2 separate regions of the Homo sapiens genome follow, and region 1 is linked to region 2. The links are chromatin loops, found by intact Hi-C in ENCODE. Cell type or tissue: A673. All regions are shown on one strand.

Region 1 (2,500 bases), 69 kb before region 2:
GAGTTATTTTACACATTTCTTTTTTGTTGTTGTTGATTTTCAATAAACAAAAAACTCTTAATTTTTTTGGGGGGGTTATGAATTTCTGCATCAGGAAGGTGATTTGTTTTGCCCATTGAAGCTGATGTATTGAAATGAGCTTTTGCAACTTGATCACTTTTCTCGTGCACCCTTAGAAGAAGCCTTAACAATATCTCTAAGCACTTTTTCCAGGGTCTGCAGAAAGTGGGACGTCTCCTTTAAAGTCCTGGAAAACCACGATTGAACTGTTTGGGAATTCTGTTGTCGCGTATTTATCTGTGCCTCTGTTATAGGCGTTTCAGCGCCTCTTCTTGAAAAGGTCCGATTCTCCTCTGGACTACTGGCCTCTATTTAATTCATTCCTCTCTCAGACAGAGACGTACATCAAACAGGAGAGAAATATGACTGGAATAAATACCTATTTTCTCTCCCTTTTCAGATTAAATATCTCCAGCCACAGATAGAAACCTCCTTAAACTGAAATTAATTTCTGTATTTAAGAAAATACATCAGGTGGTATGTTTTACTTTCATTGCATTTCTGGTGCAATTGGCAAACCCTCAAATTCTTACTATAAATGCATTTTTAATCTACAACCCAGCCTGAGGTTTCTCTTATTCTCCCGATTATCATTTCCCTCTGTGTTTGGGACCTTGTTTGTTATCTCTCTTGCTCAATGCTTATTCAAAAATGCCTTCAATCTTAAAAAACTGGTAAGACAATATATAAAAGGCTGACAGGAAAACACACACATAGAGCTATACACAATCTATAATTTTCTAATATTAGAAGATTTTTTCCTCATAGTCTCATCCAAAAGAAAACGAATTATTTACATTCACAGCTTAAAAAATAATTATACATACTTGTTCTCTACGCTCAAATGCTGCTGGGGACTGGGTGTATTTTATAGAGGTACACTGCCCTCTGCAGGGAAAAACAGCTTTTTGACAACTCTTTGGGGCAACCTCAAAAAAACAGTATCGCTCTGGGGCTGAAAATATAAACAAATAGTTTCTTAAATGGGTTTGCTTATAAGCAATTAAACTGTATTTATGCACCTTAAAATATACTTGCTCACACTCTTATTTTTCTTACGTGTTGGCTTATCCCATTATACTTCTAGAAACACAATAGGAAAAGGGCAACGTTCTTTATCACAAGCTGAGCGACAATACTGAATGGAACACAGAATTGCTCCAGCTTCATTTCTTCTCCAAATTACAGTAGACTCGAAAAAATTTAATAGTCATTCAAGTGCCTTGGGAACGGTGTGCAATAGGGCCCTGAATTTTTCAAGGAACCTCTCTAGATTTCTGCTCTGGGTTTGGGCTGTGGGTGGTAGAATTTCAGGATTCTTAAATCCCCAGGAAATTGCTTTGTGGTTCTTGTATTTTCACTTCAATACTTGGGAAAATGAAATGAGCTGATATTGATAAAGCCTCATTGTATGTATTTTGAACAATAAATTAAGATGCTAATCAAGAGAAAGTTTGACGACCCAGTCGTAACTACTCAAAACTTAAGTGTTGTGGTGGAAATTAGCAATAGTTAGGAGCTACTGAGTTAAGTTCATCGAGGCTTTCATTCCAGATTGGGTCTACCTGTCTTTGCCAAATACCTGAAAACCTTTTCCAGCAATTAAATGAGAAGGGTTATCTTTTTTTTTTTTTTTTAAGGAATTTTTTTAAGGTTGTCATGGAGTAGATTCTGTAAATACAAAATGGGTGAAAAGATATCACCATTTAGTGGCATTTCCCAATTCCCAATAAAGTCTTAAGGGGTAATTCCTTCCACTGAAAAAGAAAATTGTGACTTCTGCCTTCATTGTTCCACCTCCTTTCCACCACAGAGCTGTGCCGTCCCCACAAGAGCACACTTCCTTCTTCCAGTCTCTAAATGTGACCAGCAGGGGGGCTGATGAAGTGCTCATTTTTTACATCAGTCTTATAAATTGCTTTCCCCATTAATTGTGTCCATGGAAACAATACATTTGGCTGGTAAAGGACTCCTGAATAAAATTTAATGGGATTCTCAAAAAAAAAAAAAAATTGCAGGCTGGGGGGACATGCTATGGCTGGCCATTCTAGCAATCTAAGTTTTAGCCCAGTGCAGGACTAATTTCTTGTCTTCAAAAACTGTAATAAACTGAATCCAAATTAAACTGAAGACTAAAAATGTTCTTTTACTATCTGGAAAAGAAATTTAAAGAAAAGGGCAAATAAAAATTACACAGCAGTTCTGGAAAAAAAAAAAAGAAAAAGAAAATAGCACTGAAAAAAAAAAAAAGAATTCCCAATACCTCCTAGCAAAGAACAATCGTCAGTGCTCGCCATTCAGGCAATGTTTAGTACCCAAGTCCTGGTAATATAAGCATGGTTTGTTCAGGATAATTGATCAGATGTCCTAAGCAATCCTCAGGCACTTACAGTATTCTAAGAACACCCCTGCGATCTCCTCCCTGTTCTCCCCTAAGTGG
Region 2 (2,500 bases):
GACTAGCATGGAGGTAACCGCCCCCATGATTCAGTTACCTCCCACTTGGTCCCTCCCAGGACACATGGGGATCATGGGAACTACAATTCAAGAAGAGATTTGGGTGAAGACATACCAAACCATATCAATGCATAATAAATTTATTTAATCAAAGTTATACAGGACACAGGAGCCATCAGAAATGAAGACCTAAACACCAAGGGGAAACTGATTTTATGTTTAGGTTCAATGAGGAATGGCAACCAGGTAGAAACATGACTGGACAAAGAGAAGAATCTAATTGTGATAGACTAAGTGGGGAACACACAAGGCTTGTCTATGCAGATTCTTCTTGGCCTCTCTGGGTAGCATTCCTTCCTCTTGGGTATGGGGCAGGACCCCTCTGGAATGAGCATCTTCAAAGGAGAAAGCAGAGAGTGACATTACTAGGTTTAATGAGAGGGTTTCTAATTACTAGGATCTACCTTGGGGAAGAGGAATTCTGGTTTCTAAGACTTTGGAGGGGGAACAGGGGTTGGGTGACAGGAGGACAAGAGAAGGTCAGAGAGGAGACTTTGTTTCTGAGCCTGCTTCTGAGGGCTTCCAATGTCCTAGTGTTCAAAGTACTCAGTATGCCCATGTGCCATATTTTGGGGTATTGTTTTCTAAGCCCCAACACTGGCTGCTGCTGGCTCTGAAGATGGAGAAAGGGCAGTGGCTCATGCCTGTAATCCCAGTACTTTGGGAGGCTGAGGCGGGCAGATTGTTTGAGCTCAGGAGTTCAAGGCTAGCCTGGAAAACATGGTGAAACCCCATCTCTACTAAAAATACAAAAATTAGCTGGGCATGGTGGCACACACCTGTGGTCCCAGCTACTTGGGCATTTGAGATGGGAGTAACTCCTGAGCCCAGGAGAACAAGGTTGCAGTAGGCCAGGATCACACCACTGCACTCCAGCCTAGGTGAGAGAGTGAGCCTAGAGAAAAAACACAGCCCCATGAGATCTTACTCTCAGGCAGAGAGAGCCCTCTTTGTACTTCTGACCTATCATCAGAGCTAACAGATAAATTTGCATTCTTTTAAACTCCTAAGTTTGTGGTAATTTATTAAAGCAGTAATAGGAAACTAATACAGAGTATTTAAACAATACACCTGCTAAAAATCTTAGCAAATTAAATTAAGAGAGTTTAACTGAGCAGAGAACCAGACACAAATCAGGCAGCCTCCTGAGCAAGAGTAGGCTCAGAGAGACTCTAGCACAGCCATGTGGTGGGAGAATATTTATAGACAGAAAAAGGAAAGTGATGTCCGGAAAATGGAAGTGAGGGACAAACACAGCCAGATTGGTTTCAGCTCAGCCGTTGCCTGATTTGAACACAGTTTGAACACTTGTCCCCCTTTGGCCATAACTCAGTTAAGCCAAACTTAAAATATATAAGAACTTAAAATATATAAGGAGGCAGCTGTAGGCTATACTTGATTTAACACATCCTATTCTGAAAGGTAAAATGGTATGGAGAAAGGAAAGCAATTCTGCAAATTGTTATTGTTTGTTAATAAAGGAAATCACAAAAGGAGAGGCTTAAACGTTAATTTTACATAACTCTCCCTAAAATTACATAGGCAGGAATATTTGTGAGTTTTTGTTTGTTTTTTGAAACACGTTTCACCCTGTTGCCCAGGCTGGAGTGCAGTGGCAGGATCTCGGCTCACTACAACCTGCGCCTCCCAGGTTCAAGAGATTGTCATGCCTCAGCCTCCCAACTAGCTGGAATTACAGGTGGACGCCACCTCGCCTGGCTAATTTTTGTATTATTAGTAGAGACAGGGTTTCACCATGTTGGCCAGGCTGTTCTCAAACTCCTAACCTCAAGTGATCTGCATGGATCGGCCTCCCAAAGTGCTGGGATCACAGGTGTGAGCCACGGCACTTGGCCAGTAGGAATAATTTGGTTTGGCAATTATGTTTTTTTTTTTTTTAGTTGTTTTTTGTTTTGAGACAGAGTCTTGCTCTGTCGCCCAGGCTGGAGTGCAGTGGCACAATCTCAGCTCACTGTAAACTCCGCCTCCCAGATTCAAGCAATTCTCCTGCCTCAGCCTCCTGAGTAGGTGGGATTACAGGTGTGCACCACCACGCCCAGCTAATCTTTGTATTTTTAGTAGAGACAGGGCTTCACCATGTTGGTCAGGCTGATCTCGAACTCCTGACCTCGTGACCCAACCCCGTCAGCCTCCCAAAGTGCTGGGATTACAGGCGTGAGCCACCGTGCCCTGCCTGGAAGGGCAATTTTGTTTTAATTGCAATTAGCCTTCTACCATTTATCAAAAAGATTCCTTAGTGTTTATGGATAGACACATCTTCCACTGGCAGTGGAATACTTCACCCTACCTAAAGCGATTCCTTCTTTCTTAGATAATGCCGCCTTCTCACCTATTGTCTGACTCTCCAGAGCCATCAGCCATTGCCTGGCATGTAGTTTGTGCTTTGATACACAGAAGCCACCTAAAAACCACCTTGACT

Evidence for each region. A loop is a pair of places that touch in the nucleus more often than their neighbours do. Peaks named below come from ENCODE experiments on the same cell type or tissue, not always from the same donor. Only the 100,000 strongest peaks of a DNase experiment are listed, where the experiment ranks them.
Region 1: it touches region 2 in a loop (2.7-fold over the local background); 4 of 110 quality-filtered maps call a loop at or near these places.

The regions. Positions count from the first base shown.
Region 1 is chr16:74,034,105-74,036,604 of GRCh38, forward strand. No RefSeq gene overlaps it. Among named protein-coding and RNA genes, the nearest start is that of PSMD7-DT, 180 kb to the right of the region's middle. In A673, CTCF peaks have their summits at 950 (motif pointing left), 1,153 and 1,897; DNase peaks (open chromatin) are centred at 947 and 1,917.
Region 2 is chr16:74,102,958-74,105,457 of GRCh38, forward strand. LOC124903722 (a long non-coding RNA gene) reads right to left here and starts at 881. Exons shown (of 2, transcript XR_007065119.1): 1 at 840-881; 2 at 125-395. In A673, a CTCF peak has its summit at 1,264; no DNase peak of the experiment used is centred here.